2 separate regions of the Homo sapiens genome follow, and region 1 is linked to region 2. The links are chromatin loops, found by intact Hi-C in ENCODE. Cell type or tissue: psoas muscle. All regions are shown on one strand. Links, peaks and the distances in the headings refer to the core of each region. The heading gives the core; the rest is flanking DNA. Region 1 overlaps DOK5 (docking protein 5). Region 2 holds the start of DOK5 (docking protein 5).

Region 1 (8,386 bases), core at 1,498-5,497, 140 kb after region 2:
CAAGGCAATGGTGGAAGCAGAGAGACAGAGATAGAGAAGGGGTGGAGAGGGAGATTTTAAAATGCCACGCAGCTGGCTTTGAAGGTGGAAGAAGGGACTGTGAGCCAAAAGATGTTTGTGGCCTTGAGAAGTTAGAAAAGGCATAAAAACAGCCTAGCGCAGTGGCTCATGCCTGTAATCCCAACACTTTGGGAGGCCGAGGTGGGTGGATCACGAGGTCAAGAGATTGAGACCAGCCTGGCCAACATGGTGAAACCCTGTCTCTACTAAAAATACAAAAATTAGCTGGGCGTGGTGGCGTGTGCCTGTAGTCCCAGCTACTGAGGCAGGAGAATTGTTTGAACCTGGGAGGTGGAGGTTGCAGTGAGCCAAGATTGCGCCACTGCACTCCAGCCTGGTGACAGAGCGAGACTCCATCTCAAAAAAAAAAAGGCATAAAAACAGGTTCTCCCCCAGAACCTCCAGAAGGAGCCAGCCCTGTTGATGCCTTGACCACAGCCAAGAGAAACTGATTTGGGACTTCTGGCCTCTAGAACCGTAAGACAATAAATTTGTGTGGTTTTATGCCACCACTTGCTGGTAATTTGTTTCGACAGCCATAGAAAACTAATATAATAATAATAACAAAACAAGAATGTGTTATATCTCTGCTCTGTAACAGACAATGTGTTAAGGACATTTTGTGTAATTTCTAAACCTCATGAAAACTCTTGCATTGAAGACCCCAAACCACCAGCTTAGAAGGTATTAGGGCTCAAATTTGGAACAGGTGTGCTGACATAACCCCTGCCTTACACTGTATCTTTGAATCAAGCCCCTAGACACGTTTTCTTTATCCTACATGAGATTAACTCACTGTTATTCTGAAAACTCCAAATTAGTGACCAACATTTAAAAATTGAGAGCTAACACATAAATCTCAGATTTTTATATTTTCTTGAAAAGTGCAAAGCTCTGGCAGTGCTGATCTTGCATCCTGACAAGGCAATGCTTAGATACACCCAGTAGTGTCTGTCCTCACACATCTTTCTCTGGGACCTTGCTACTGATGCTGTGGCTAACTGATGTCTATATTACTATATAAATTAATTTTCTATTGCCATGTAACAAAGTACCACAAACTATGCACCATTAAAACAACATCCATTTATTATTTCACAGTTTCTGTGGGTCAGGAGTTTTGGCATAGCATAGTGGACCTTCCTCTCCAGTTTTTCACAAGCCTGTAATGTAGGTTTCTGTTGGGGCTGCAGTCTCATCTCAAGGTAAAAGTGGGGAAGGATCCACTTTCTTTTTTTTTTTTTCTTTTTTTTTTTTTTTTGTGTAGAGAAGGAGTCTCACTCTGTCGCCCAGGCTGGAGTGCAGTGGCGCTATCTCGGCTCACTGCACGCTCCGCCTCCTGAGTTCACCCACCATTCTCCTGCCTCAGCCTCCCGAGTAGCTGAGACTACAGGCGCCTGCCACCACACCCGGCTAATTTTTTTGTATTTTTAGTGGAGACGGGGTTTCACCTTGTTAGCCAGGATGGTCTCGATCTCCTGACCTCATGATCCACCCGCCTTGGCCTCCCAAAGTGCTGGGATTACAGGCGTGAGCCACTGCGCCCAGCCAAGGATCCACTTTCAAGCTCACATGGTTATTGGTGGAATTTAGCTACTTGGGGTTGTGGGATTGAGGGCTACAGTTTCTTGCTGGCTGTTGGACAGAGGCCACTCTCAGCTCCTGGCCACATGGACCTTGCCAGCACAGCCACATACTTCATCAAAGCCAGCAAGAGGGCACAATCCTATGTATCACAATCATGGAAGGATTATTTTATTCATCTTATCACTCTGCCATAGTCTGTCGATTTTTTTTTCTTTTTTTTTGGAGACAGAGTCTTGCTCTGTTACCCAGGCTGAACTGCAGTGGTGCAATCACAGCTCACTGCAGCCTCGACCTCCTCCCACCTCAGCCTCCTGAGTATCTAGGACTACTGGCATGCATCACCATGTCTGGTTCCTTTTATTTATTATTTATTTTTTGTAGACATGAGGTCTCCCTATAATGTTGCCCAGGCTGGTCTCAAACTCTGGGTTTAAGCAAACCTTTTTCCTCCGCCTCTCAAAGTGCTGAGATTACAGGTATGAGCCACTGTACCCAGCCAGTCTGTTGACTAAAAGCAAATCATAAGCCCTGTGCATACAAAGGAAGGGCACCACACAAGGGTATGCCCACCAGGAGGATGAGATCATGGGGCCACCTCAGTGTCTGTCCCCTGCACTGTGAAACTTTCTGGAATAATATTTACTTAGTGGTTTGATTTTTCACTTTTAAATATTTTTCCTACTTTATGGCACTTGCTAGTAATACGATGTATTTATTGAACATCTACTATATGCCCAACTCTTTAGTAATAATAGCCACTGTTATTTTTCAGGCCTCCTACAATATAGCAGATACTTTACTTGCCTTTTCTCTAATCACCACAATAACTCTGAGGTAGATTCATTTGTTCACTCTCATTCATTTGACCATTTAAACATGTTTATTGAGAACCTACTATGTTCTGTTTTGTGTGGCAGGATACCGTGGCAAGTAGACACTTGAGGCCTATGCTCCTACAGGGCTTACAATGGAAAAGAATATTCATGATCCCTGACCTGGAAGGAATCACTGTCCTATGATATAGATGAGAAAAGGGATGTTCAGCATGGCGAAGTCATTTGTCTGCAGCTACGTAGCTCATTACTACTGGAGCCAGGAATGCAGGGTGGTTTTATCTGGTTCCAAAACTCTACCTCTGGCCATGATGCCTCACTCCTTTGAAGGGTTTTAAAGCTCTTATGTCCCCACTGAGCATGGTCTTAGCATTTTCCCTTTTTTTTCCCTTTTTTTTTTTTGAGACAGACTCTCACTCTGTAGCCCAGGCTGGAGTGCAATGGCATGATCTCAGCTCACTGAAACCTCTGCCTCCCGGGTTCAAGCGATTCTTCCCCCTCAGCCTCCCTAGTAGTTGGGATTATAGGCACCTGCCAGCACGCCTGGCTAATTTTTTGTATTTATAGTAGAGACGGTGTTTCACTATGTTGGCCAGACTGGCCTTGAACTCCTGACCTTGTGGTCTGCCCGCCTCAGCCTCCCAAAGTGCTGGGACCACAGGCATGAGCCACTGCACCTGGCCGGTCTCAGCATTTTCAAATGACCTTGATAATCAGAGTACCTTTCAGAAGCATCTATCAATGTATAATATATCTTTTTAAAAAATCACTGTTAGGGCTGAGCACAGTGACTCATGCCTATAATCTTAGCACTTTGAGAGGCCAAGGCAGGAGGATTGTTTGAGGCCAGGAGTTAGAGACCAACCTGGGAAACATAGGGAGACCCCATCTCTAGAAATATTTAAAAATTAGCCCAGCATGATGGTGCATGCCTGCAGTTCTAGCTCCTGGGAAGGCTGAGGTGGGAGGATGACTTGAGTCCAGGAGATCCAGGCTGCAGTGAGCTATGATAGTGCTACTGCCCTCCAGCCTGGGCAACAGAACAAGACCTTGTTTCAATAAATTATATATATATATATATATATATATATATATATATATATATATATATATATGAAAAATCACTGTTAAATGAAATCTCATTTATTTGTGTAGTTTTGGCTTTAGATAGCAGTCTTGCCACTTTATTATTTCTCGTCTACATTTCCACTTTAAAAATTCAATGCATTGTTATTATTCACTCTAAAGGGGGTGCTGGAAGAAGTGGGGGTGGGCCTGGAGTATGAGGTGGAGCACTAACTGTGAATGAGGCGGGGAGGCGAGGACTGTCTTGCACCAGCTGCCAGCTGCCTTGCTGGAGAAGCCGCAGCAAAACTTCAGGACAGCTCAGGCACTCCCCTGAGCAGCTATAGCTATTTTTGCCACCTTTGAGATCAGTGTCTATGACAAAGTCTAATTTTGGAACAAGGCGTGGCAGTGTGTGGGATATTCCTCATTCCACGACTGGGCTTGTCATTTTTAGACTTTCCTTCAAGGCGAGAGCCTCAAGGTGAAGAATGCCTGCTTTTAACAGGTTTTTCCAGGGGCTCCGGGTGGGGTGAGGGGGCCCCACTGAGGGGGACGTTCAGGCCCCTGGGTGACTTCTGCCCTGTACTCTGGAGTCCTGATTACACACAGGCTTGAGAGTTCAATCTGAACTTTTTTTTGTCACTTCTTTGTGTTTCTTTGTTTAAAGGATTGATTTACTTCCAAGCTGGGATTTGCAAATACAATTTGCTAATGAATTTGTAGAATTCAAGTGGCATTCTTCCATAATTTTTGAAATCAAATTAATTTATATTCAATCTAATTTTAAACGCAATATGCTACACATTTGGCTTTCTTAGATATAGAAGGCATCAAAGAAATCATAGAGTCAATTTCATTACTATTCAGACACTAAAGTAGACCCTCGCATGGTGGAGTTTTATGTGTGTAAACGCTCTTTTCACAACTCAGCATCTCCTACTCTCCCTTGTACCTCCCCACCACAAGAAAATCTGTCTTTCCCTCTTCTATTTATGGGCTCTGGTTAATTGGGTTAACTTATGGATTTTTTAAAATGTGCTGCTTAAAGCAATTATCATTTTCCCCCTCCTGAATTAAGCCCTTTTTATATCCTGGCATATTAATTATCCTTCAAAAAACTTTTATGAAATACCTATTTGCTACTTGCAAAGCAATGTGTTAGATCTTATGGAGAATATATAATAAAGCATAATTTGTTTTCATCTTTTATTTATTGATTGATTGATTTTGAGACAGAGTCTTGCTCTGTTGCCCAGGCTGGAGTGCAGCGGTGCAATCTCGGCTCACTGCAACCCCCGCCTCCCGGGTTCAAGTGATTCTCCTGTCTCAGCCTCCCAAGTAGCTGGGATTACAGGCACCTGCCACCATGCCCAGCTAATTTTTGTATTTTTAGTAGACACAGGGTTTCACCATGTTGGCCAGGCTGGTCTCAAACTCCTGACCTCAAGTGATGTGCCAGCCTCTGCCTCCCAAAGTGCTGGGATTACAGGCATGAGCCACAGCGCCTGGCATTTGTTTTCATCTTTAAAGGAGCTTACCATTTAAATAAGGAGTTTTAAATATACCCCTTATGCAACAGTGTAATTCTGTGGGTTCAATTTGCTATGGTCTCTTTGGATGACCATATTTATTGAAATTAAATCCACACATCTTTTTATTCAACAGTAGTGCTTCTAGGAATTTACTCTGACGTATACTAGCAGAAGTGAAGATGATGCGTACACAAATGTTCACGGGAGGACTCCTTCCTTTATTCTTAGATTCCTCTTTTTAACAAGTATTTGCTGAGCCCTGCTGCCCACTAGATAGTATACGAGGTGCTGGGGAAATGGCTCTGAAGAAGATGAAGTTCCCATTCTTGCGGAGCTTATTTGTAAGAGCAGAAATAACTAGAAAGAAGTTAAGTGTCCACCACAAGGGGACAGATTATGGCACATGATATAACAAGAATTACATGAGGCAGCTAACTAGAAATAGAGGAGATTCATGTATAGTAATGACCACATGAAGAGAGTCATATATAATCATATCAACGTGTGTAAAGGAAATGAATGGATATGAGGCAGATCTCAAGGTGGATTCTGACACCTTCACTAACGCTATTATAAGTGCAGAAAATTAACTTATGGCAGGGTACAAATGGATGTGTTAGTGTTGGCTACCCTTTGGGAGCAAGACTATGATTTGGAGAGTCTGGGAAGAGGCTTTCATGTATTACTTTATGTCTTTCTCTTTGTTTAACAGTTTTAAATCATGGCTATATAATATATTTTTGGAAAAAGAAACAGTGGTTGAGTTTCTGGCATATGGCAAATGTAATTGATTCAACTGGTAAGAGAGAGGGAGGGTTCTTTCACTTCAAGTACATAAAAATGCATGATTGGCTGGGTGCGGTGGCTCACGCCTGTAATCCCAGCACTTTGGAAGGCTGAAGCGGGCAGATCACTTGAGGTCAGGAGGTTGAGACCAGCCTGGCCAACATGGTGAAACCCTGTCTCTACTAAAAATACAATTAGCCAGGCATGGTGGCAGGTGCCTGTAATCCCAGCTACTTGGGAGGCTGAGGCAGGAGAATCGCTTGAACCCGGAAAGTGGAGGTTGCAGTGAGCTGAGATTGCACCACTGCGCTCTAGCCTGGGCAATAGAACGAGACTCGGCCTCAAAAAAAAAAAAATCACGATTAAAGATGATAACGCCTTAACATACTGTATCAAAGGGTGCTACCATCCCATTTTTATGGCTTAGGAGTTTGAAGTGTGGATGCACAGATAGGAAGTGATAAAGCCAAGCTTTAAACCCAGGTGGCCACTGGCTCCGGTTCCCACACTTGCACCACTATGCTGTACTTACTCATGAATTCTTTAGAAATTAAAAGAAGCTAAATGGGCTGGGCACTGCAGCTCACACCTGTAATCCCAGCACTTTGGGAGGCTGAGGCAGGATGATCCACGAGGTCAGGAGATCAAGACCATCTTGACCAATATGCTGAAACCCCGTCTCTACTACACATACAAAAATTAGCTGGGCGTGGTGGCGCATGCCTGTAGTCCCAGCTACTTGGGAGGTTGAGGCAGGAGTATCGCTTGAACCCAGGAGTCGGAGGTTGCAGTGAGCCGAGATCACGCCATGAACTCCAGCCTGGCAACAGAGCAGCACTCCATCTCAAAAAAAAAGAAAAAATAAAAAAAATAAAATAAAAAAAAGAGCTAAATGAGATTAACCTACATTTACTAATAGACATTTAACAGAGACCAAACTGTTTATTCAGACAGGATAGATGTGGATGAAACTCAGGCTTCTTCCTTAAATTTGCGATGGCTTTGTTCCTGTGTATTAGGGGAAGAAAATCTCATTTTCTCAGCACTTCTGTTTCAGTCTCTTATAACAACGTAATAACTTGCAACGTGCAGGGGTGTGTTTTAATAGTGCTTTCACCTGATTATTAAATGCTGCCTTAGCTTACACAGCTCCTCCCTGGAGCTGGGAGCTCCTGTCACGGTGCCAGGGATGTTGGTTGACTCGTGGCTATGCCTCTATTGGAAAAGGAGACAACTTGTTTTGCTGACAGATCGTGGCTTTGTTTATAAACTCGAAAACTAGTTTTAATACTTGAGATGGGGGCTCCGTCAGTAGGCAGTACATTGCGACCTTGATGGCGGCAAGGCAGCCTGTCATGCCACGACCCTTCCCTCATTTGGAGATGTTCACTTCAGAGCATAAAATCACACGTGCATCTGCTTGACCGTGTGGGCGGTGGTGAGTAATCCTATTTCCCAGTGTCGAGCATGGCAAAGAAGAGAGAGATAGAAATAGTGATGAGGACTGAGAGAAGAAAGAAATCAATTCAGTGCAGTTTCTGATCTGTTTTGGGAAGTCAAGGAGTAAGTTTAAAAACTCTTAAGATTTTTGAAATGGTGGTAGCAGGGCATGAAATCAAGTACAGGACCCTTCTAAGCACAGAGCCCCGTATGACTGCACACACTGTACTCCTGTGAAGCCAGCCCCAGTGAAGAGTTATGCCTGGGGAACATACATAAACAGTATGTGAGCAAGCAAATTGGAACGCGTAGTCACCCTAAAACAGCGGTTCTCAATTAGTGGCAGTTTTATTTCCCAGGAGACATTTGGCAGTATCTGGAGTCATTTCTGGCTGTCAACAATGGGGTCCCATTGGCATCTGGTGGATAGAGGCCAGGAGTGCTGTAAGTTCCATACAATGCTTAGGACAGCCCCCCTGCCCTCGACAAAGAATGAGCTTGCCCCAAATGTCAATAGGGCCAAGGTTGAGAACGCTTGCTCTTCTGATAGACAGGTTCTGCTTGAAGCTGGGCCAGAATTGGATGGGTCTGTGTGTTTGGGGTTGAATATCGCTTATGAGCTGTGCAACCCAGCTTCTGTTTGCCTTGTTCACATCATATGTAATAAGTGGGTGATACTAATGTCTCTGCCTGGTTTTGTTAGTTCACATGAGCTAGTGCATGTAAGGCAACGAGACGAGGCATAGTAAGATTCAACACATGTGAACTATTACAGTGATTTCGTCTTTTTTTATTTTTATTTTTATTTTTCTGAGATGGAGTGTCGCTCTGTCGCCCAGGCTGGAGTACAGTGGTGCAATCTTGGCTCAATGCAACCTCCATCTCCTGGGTTCAAGCAATTCTCCTGCCTCAGCCTCCTGACTAGCTGGGACTACAGGCGCCCACCACCATGCCTGGCTAATTTTTTGTATTTTTAGTAGAGACAGGGTTTCACCATGTTAGCCAAGATGGTCTCGATCTCCTGACCTCATGATCCACCCACCTTGGCCTGCCAAAGTGCTTGGATTACAGGCGTGAGCC
Region 2 (8,386 bases), core at 2,092-6,091:
TAGAAGGTTATTTTCCCTCCATGTTTTCTTCCCACTTCCTGGGAAATGAGAGGGTGTTGCTTTGTTTTCATGCTACTAATAAAGACATACCTGAGACTGGATAATTTATAAAGGAAAGAGGTTTAATAGACTCACAGTTCCACATGTCTGGGGAGGCCTCACAGTCATGGCAGAAGACAAAGGAGAAACTAAGTTATGTCTTACATGGCAGCAGGCAAGAGAGCTTGTGTAGGGGAACTCCTGCCTTTACAAAACCATCAGATCTCATGAAACTTACTTGCTACCACAAGAATAGAATGGGGGAAACCACTGCCACGATTCAATTATCTCCACCTTGCCCCACCCTTGACACGTGGGGATTATTATAATTCAAGGTGAGATTTGGGTAGGGACACAGAAAAACTGTATCAGACAATGACTAGACTCAAGGATGAAAAACCGTGTCCTGAGGTGCCAGAGTTGAACCACAAGCTTGGATCCCTGGGCATCCTTATAGGACTAAGTGTCCTACTTGCCCAGGATAAACTGTTACATGAAAAATAAATAAACTTTTATGCATCTTAAATCATTATATTTTGGGGTCTAATTGTTACAAAATCTTCAAATCTACTTAAATAACTTCCTGGGGTGCTGGAAGAGGGGTTCAAATCAGATCGTCGGGATCTGGTTTGCTTCTCTTTATGTCTTGGTTCTGCTCCTTTAGCGTGGCCTTCACTCTTCGATAAGCCCTCCCCTGGGGTTTCACCATTTGTGCCAGCAGCTCCTGGGCCTCTTCCATCCAGATTCCATTTCAGCTGGAGTGTGAGTCTTCCTCCCAGTATTCAGTAAAAGTAACCCAATTCATTATTAATTGGCCAGCTTAGGTCATGTGCCCATATCTGAACCAATCACCAACCACTAGTTGTCCAAAGAAAGGCCATGGACAGGGCTGCACACGTGAGCTGGAAACAGGGGTGAGTACACTCAGTGAAAATGGTGACTACTATGGGAAGAACAAACTCTGGATGCTGAGGAAACAAACAGAAATGCATACTACAAATAAGAAGCTCTAAATATTCAAAAATTGAGTTCAAAACACGGAACGAAATAGTATTTTTTCTTGTCAGACATTTCCAGTAAAACTAAATCATGTGTGATAGTATATTTGTTCGGCAGCATATGGTTAGGCAAGTTGTGCACTGTAGAACTCTATAAGCACCCCTTACATTGCCTACCTCTGTGAATGGTTCTTTTCCATTTCTTTTTCTTTTTTTAATGTTTTTTTTTTTTTTTTTTTTTTTTGAGACAGAGTTTCGATCTTGTTGCCCAGGCTGAAGTGCAATGGTGCAATCTTGGCTCACCTCCACCTCCCAGGTTCAAGTGATTCTCCTGCTTCAGCCTTCCAGGTAGCTGGGATTACAGGCACGCACCACCACACATAGCTAATTTTGTATTTTTGGTAGAAACGGGGTTTCTCCATGTTGGTCAGGCTGGTCTCGAACTCCCAACCTCAGGTGATCCACCCACCTCGGCCTCCCAAAAAATTACAGGGATTACAGGCGTAAGCCACTGTGCCCAGTCTCTTTGCTCTTGCTGCCAGGGCTTGTATTGCACAATTTGGACAAGTGTAAATGTCCTATGAATAGTATATCACAGTCTGTACGTTTTGCATGTATGTCAATTGGATTTCACCAAACAAAACCATATATTGGATTCAGTCTTGCAATTTAAAAAAGAAATCATTTGTTCCTTCACGTCTAGTTTGATATTTTCTGGTTTGATTCTAGTTTCCTCAGCTCCAGTTAAATTATCTATGGATGTTGATTATAGTCAGCATTAACTATCAAGGGATGGATTTCTCGCCTTCAGTTTTTGTCAGTAATTATTTCCGTTATTGTGGGCCCTTCATTTCAAGCTCCTTATGCCTTAATTTCTTCATTTTTTGTTTCTATAATACTGTGGACTTGGTCTATAAATGATGTGTTAGATAAATGCCTTCCATGAACACCTCTATTTTACAGCAACCATGGGCAGCATTTTTTTTTTTAAGTTCCAATCCTTCAAAAGGAGCTCTCCAAATGATTTTACCATTTCATCTCTTTTGGTGAGAGATTTAAAATTAAAACATCATTTTCCATAGAATGGCAACATGAAGACAGATGGTTTACTATGTAGCAAAAATAGTTCTCCCTGCCAGAATATCTCCTTTTTGATTGTCCCCATTTAGTCTCGGTTCTCCTATGACACATTCTTGGAGGTTTCTGTTCTTTAACTGAAACTCATCAAGCCAAGGTGACTAAAAGCTAATGTTCCCAGTGAGAATGGGAAGATTCATATCGTCTTAGAGTTGAAAGACCTGTGGATGTCATCAGGTCAAACAATCCACTACTAACTGAATCCTCTTCTCAATGGCTCTGAGCAGTGATCTCTAGCTTTAGCTTTGTCGCTTCCCAGTGAGTAAGAATTTTTGTCTAATTTCTGATGATTATCTTTGCCTTTGTGAATAGTGCAAATGATTAGAAAGATCTTCCTTGGAAATCAACTAGTAACCTCTCTTTCTGTGAGATCCTCTCTTCAGAAGAGGAATAGGAGAATGTTTAGGAGCAGAGCTGGGCACTACACACACCTCCCTTCAATCCTAGCTCTGATAGTGGCCAGCTGTGAGACCTTAGCAAGTCTGTAAAATGTGGATGCTGGTGCCTAATTCATTATTCCCTTAACAAGATTAGCACAATGCCCAGCACACTGGTGCTCAATGTGTGTTAGCAATTATCAATCAAGTATGCTTTAGGGAGGTAATGCAGTCAGGGGCAGGTGAGTGTGAAATTCAGTCCCCTTCTTCATCTTATTGTATAGGCAGTATCTCATAATGGCAATGAGAGCTCTATTGCCAGGCTAAGGAGGCTTAATTAAATATGGGCCTGGTGTATACATTAACAGGGCACCTACCTCAAAAAGTGCAGGGGAGTTTGAATGAGTCAATCCATGCAAAAGGCTTGGAGAGTGCCTGGCACCTAGGTGGCCATCTTGATAACCACAAGGATTTACTGAGCACTTGCTCTGGGGTCAGGCTTTGGGGACAGACAGTGATGAGGCCAAGTCTCAGCCCCCTGGGAAACACATTCCGGCGGGAAAGAGGCTGAAACAGGGAAACTGTGGCAAATGATACCAGCGAGGGCTAGGTCCCTGACACAAGGAAACCCAAGGAAGCATTTGGCTTAAGCGGTGACAATATCCCTCTCCTCAGATGCCAAGGTCAAGGCGAGCCGCGGCAACACCATCTCCCCAGACACACACGCAAAATCGGCCCTTCTCGGGGAAAGGGCAGGGGCTGAAGGGGGAGGCGGGGTGGGCGGCGGCTGGAAAAAAGTGAAATTTCCTCTCCTCCTAAAATAAGTCATTGGAGCGAGGAGAGCGAGCGCTATCTCAGTAGGCTGTGGGCGAGGTGCGGGGGTGGCGGGGGCACGCTCCGGGTCCGCCAGGAGGGGAGGGATCGGAAGGGGAAGCGGGGAGGGAAAGGTGGGTGGGAGGCGCGGGGAGCGTTCCAGGGCGGCTGCTCACGGGTGGCCGCAGCCCAGTGCTGGGACTCGCGCGGCTCCTCCTCTTAGCCCCCCACCCCTTCCTCCTCTTTCCTCCTCCTCCTTCCTCCTCCTCCTCCTCCTTCTTCTCCTCCTTCTCGGCCGGGAGGAGGCAGGGCTGGATCCCTCAGCCGCCGCCGCTCCTCCTCCTGGCAGGCCGGCCGCGGAGTCAGCTGACGCCGGCGCTCCAGCCTCGCCTCCCCGCGCCGCGCTCTGCGCTCCCCGAAAGTGGCTGCAAGCCGGCCGCCCACTGTCAGGGTTGGGGGGACAGAGAAAGTGATGTGCGCCTTCTAAAGCCTCGCCCAGCGCCGCCGAAGCAGCTTCACCTCTCCAACTTTCTCCCACCGACTGCTTGTCTTGACCCTGCCCTCCACCCTCCCCAGAGCCACTTCGGGTGCGCGCTCTTGGGTAAAGGGGGGGTCACCGGCTGTCTGGGATGGCTTCCAATTTTAATGACATAGTGAAGCAAGGGTACGTGAGGATCCGGAGCAGACGCCTCGGGGTGAGTATCGATCCTCTCCGTGTTGCTGTTCGCCGGTTCGATTGTCTCTCTCTTGAGCCAGCATCCCTGGAGGGTGGACGGAGAGTCCCCGGCCGCGCGCCGGAGAATTGCGCGGTGGCTTTCTCAGCCGAAACCCGCGTCTCCGGGGCTGTCACTGTAAGGCCAGCGTCTAGGTATGTAATGGATCTATCTTTATCTCTTGGATGACTTGGCTTTCTGATGGTGGCCGCGTGTTGGGCTTCAGTAGCCCCTGGAGCCCATCTACTCGAAATAAATATTTCTCGGTAGCCATGGAAGTTGGAGCTGAGAAGCCCGGGCGGGGGTGCCTGCCGGATGCCCCCGGTTCCCCTCTTTTCCCACTCGCCGCCAACTTAACTTTTCCGGGGGATGGATCGGCTGGTTGAGAAAGAGGACACGCATACTCGGTGTGAACGAGGTCACGAACCCTCTGACCCCAGGGAGAGATTTCTGCCAAGCGTAAGGTGTCTTTGGATCCCCCCACCTCTGTCCCAGGTGTCGTGTCAAAGGCGGTGCGGGCTGGCCTCTGGTCGGGGCCAACTTGGGTAGATACTTGAATCTGGATTTTCCGTGGTTCGAAGCCGGGGTGGTGGATTTCTGTTGCTGGAATACACCCTGGAGGTCCACGGAAGGGTTATTTACGTGGAACCTGATACCTGGCATAGCGCAAGTGCTCCCTACATATGTCCTGAAAGGAAGAATGAATGAATCTTAGGGCACTTGGGACAGATGTTGACACAGGCTAGCTCCTTCCTTAAAACTCCCTCTCTTTCGCCCCTTTCTCTCTTGGCTCTTCGCTGGAGGAGGCTTCAAAAGAGAACCTACCCTTCCTCTCCTTGGGACTGAATGATGGTGGAAGAATTCTTGAGGGAGAGGGAAGATACTGGAACGATTTTTTTATTTCCTAAAAATTTCAAACTAGGTCCCTCATTTCTCTTTGCCTCCTATCAAGTGTTGTCGCTGTTTTAGTTGATCCTGTGCGTTTGGACATAAGGGGTGAAAAGTGGGGGTGGAGAGGTGGCGGGGGCGGGGGGAGAAAATATCCTTTGGTGTAATGCCTGAAATAAGTATAATGTCAGTAATCGTGTGGAATGCCGCCATTGATAATGAGTGGTAAATTGAATAGCTTTCTTTAGAAATATGTGTCATTTGGCATCTTTCTCTTACTTGGTCTTTGGACTGTTTTAATGTGCCAGATACTTTTACTGAAAACTGAAAAGAAATTTCACAGTAGTAAACTCAGCTAGGGAGGGAAGCCCTGTGGGGAGGAACATCCGCAATTATTATAAAACTCTTGCCTAATTCGTTTTGGTCTTTTTCTTTTCTTTTTCTCCCCTGCTGGTGACCATGTTTTAGCGATTATGTCCTGTGTTATTGTGAATATATACATATGTAATTAGGGAGAAATGTAACAGAATTCACCATTTCCATCAGCTCTGCCAAAGTTTCCTTGGTTTTCTTTTCTGCTATGCAAATATTCTCATCTTCAAGAGCACCCATTGTTGGGGGTACTTTACTGAGTGACTCCCATGTAAGGGGCAAACAATAATGGGAACTTTCTATTTTTGGTATGCTTATAGGCTGGCCAAGTGTTACAATTTTAAGGGGAGTTAAGTTAAAAAAAAAAAAAACCCAGCATTCTAATTTAGCTTTACTCCATCATGTCAATGGAAGGAATTGGTATGAGACATCCATTCTGTGTTAGGGAGCATTCCAATGGGAAGAGGACATGCATTATTAATGCACAAAATATGAATTATTCATAAGGATCAGAGTTTATGCCAAATTGTGACACATGGTAATTTATTTGAAAAACTGGTTACCATCACTTTCTTGTTTGTGGTAACTGAGATTATTTTTTCTAGATTATTACAATTGACACAACATAGCCCTATGTGTGTGCCAACATTTATGGACAGATATTTGAAGCAGAAGGAACAGAAATATTTAGTTTGTATTTGTTTTATGTTTTACAGCATTTTGGATGCTAATGAGCAGTATACTTTCTCAAGATTTATTCTTTTTGTCTGTGTTCACGTTCAGACTTCAGAATATCTATTGAATTATGGTTATTGCTCATGGAGAGAAAAGGTCAAAAATATGATCAAGTAAATCTGGTCTTATTTGTTAGCATTGGTTTTCTCACCAGTTAATTTTTAAAATATTCTTATGGTATGATTTACAAAAGAGGCTGATTACATAGTTGCCAGAACACAGTGCAAACCAAAGTTTTAATGGAGGCTGCAAATATTGGTGAAGGATGCTGTACGGAATTGGCATGGGGACCCTATGTCCACAGTAAGGAATGTTAGCGGTATTAATCTAGGCTACATATAGTCTAGAACAGCATGCGACATGTATCTTCTAGGAATATGTGCCAGTCTCAAAGAGAGGTAGGGCATTTATTTTGTCTAGCACAGAGTAGACACTTGGTAAGTTCATGTTGAAATATGTGCTGAACTATATAGTGCATGGATGGTCTTGCCATTTATAACCTTTAGGAACTAATACAACAGCATTTATTAATGGAATCCAGACCATGTTTGGGACGGTTTATAATTAAATACAAAAACATTTCATGGTAAGCAGCTGTTCCTGGTGCCAAGGAATAAATGCTTCTTCAGATTTGGAGAAAGAGGAGAAGGGAACGCATTCTGCTTCTATTGCTTGTTGACCTTTGACCTTTCTTGGCCTCAGTTTCCTAGTCTGTACAATGAACACTATTTAATGTTCTTGGGAGCATTAAAGAAGATATTTGTGAAAATGCAATGAAAGTCTAGAACATTGATTCTGCTTGTATCATTTTCTTTAATCAAAGATGAGTTAGGATTGGTAGACGGATATAGGAATTATCTATTTCCTTCTCTTTCTATGTAGAAGTGTACAAAGGCATAAATGTTTATGCAGCTCCAGATTTTTTCAATGGATGAAACTTTTACAAATTATATACATATATGTGTATGTGTGTGTATTTTTATACATAGGAATAAATATATACATACAACCTATGTACATATTGTATAATATATAATATACGTATATTTATATATGTGATTTTTTAACAGGACAGGAAACATTCTAAAAACATTCCCATTCAAATGGGTCACAGATAAGTGGTCACCTTCATTTGAAATCCTAAAGAGTTTAAATGATTAAGCAATCAAATATGTATAGATTTATTCTCTTCTTTAGACATCAAAAAGCTTAATGAAATATAATTCATTTAACTCAAAAGTTTCAGTATCTTCACATCTGTATTCCCCAGCTTAATCCCCATTGTTTCCTGGAGGTCTCCAGCTGTGCCCTGGGTACTGAATTTGTTCAGGAATGTCGACGTTACTATTTGAGGGGCTGGGGGAAGGAGGGGAGCAGCTGTCCATAATTATTTGAGTAATCGATTAAATGCACTAAAAATTTCTTTTTAGGGGAGAGGCAAATCAGGCAATTTGTACAACATTAACCTGCTGAATGTGTGACTTAGATAGCATCATATAACAATTCTCACTTCGTTTCTTTCCTTGCAATGGAGATGATTTTCCAATCAATCATTGTCATGGCTTGCCCACAGTGCAAGTTTCAGAACGGAAACTCGGGTTTATTTATCTACGCACAATCCCTCAGTTACTTGCCTTTAAGTGACATTTCTGTGCTCTTGTCTACCAAGGACTTAGCAGCTTGGACCTCTTTTCTGACCTCCACTCATGTAAATTCTCCTGTCTATCCCACATCTCCACTTGGATGACTCACAGACCTGCTGCTCCTAGAGTCCTCTCCATCTTAGCCACTAGAGGTCCCAGCATTTTGGTTGCGAAGGTAAAAATCACAAGCGAACCTTGGTGTCATTTCACTCTTCTCCCCTCATCTCCCACCCCTACAGGCAATCCATCAGGAGATCTTGTGGGCTGTATCTTTGAAATATATCTAGAATCCGGCTGTCACCTCACGCTATCCACTGCTACGACCCTGGTCCGAACCCTCCTCATCTCCTCCCTGTAACATTGCAACAGTCTTCTCATTTGACTTCCTGCCTACACTCTTGCTCCCGCTAGTGCCTTCTCAATACAGTAAAGTGTTCCTTTGGAAATGTAAGAAAGGTCATGTCACCTGGCTGCTGAAGCTGTCAGAGGCGTGTGAACCAGAGCAACTCCATCTTGAATAGGAGCTGGGTAAAACAAGACTGAAACCTACTGGGCTACATTCCCAGACAGTTAAGGCATTCTAAGTCACAGGATGAGATAGGAGGTCGGCACAAGATACAGGTCATAAAGACCTTGCTGATAAAACAGTTTACAGTAAAGAAGCCAGCCAA

The links. A loop is a pair of places that touch in the nucleus more often than their neighbours do. Peaks named below come from ENCODE experiments on the same cell type or tissue, not always from the same donor. Only the 100,000 strongest peaks of a DNase experiment are listed, where the experiment ranks them.
Region 1: it touches region 2 in a loop (3-fold over the local background); 11 of 110 quality-filtered maps call a loop at or near these places.

Annotation. Positions count from the first base shown.
Region 1 is chr20:54,615,480-54,623,865 of GRCh38, forward strand. All of the region lies in intron 6 of DOK5 (docking protein 5), which reads left to right. Among named protein-coding and RNA genes, the nearest start is that of DOK5, 140 kb to the left of the region's middle. In psoas muscle, for the core only: no CTCF peak of the experiment used is centred there; a DNase peak (open chromatin) is centred at 3,822; H3K4me3 peaks cover 373 bases; H3K27ac peaks cover 726 bases.
Region 2 is chr20:54,471,954-54,480,339 of GRCh38, forward strand. DOK5 (docking protein 5) reads left to right here and starts at 3,640. Exons shown (of 8, transcript NM_018431.5): 1 at 3,640-4,059. The coding sequence starts at 3,994. In psoas muscle, for the core only: no CTCF peak of the experiment used is centred there; DNase peaks (open chromatin) are centred at 3,718 and 4,158; H3K4me3 peaks cover 3,213 bases; H3K27ac peaks cover 1,947 bases.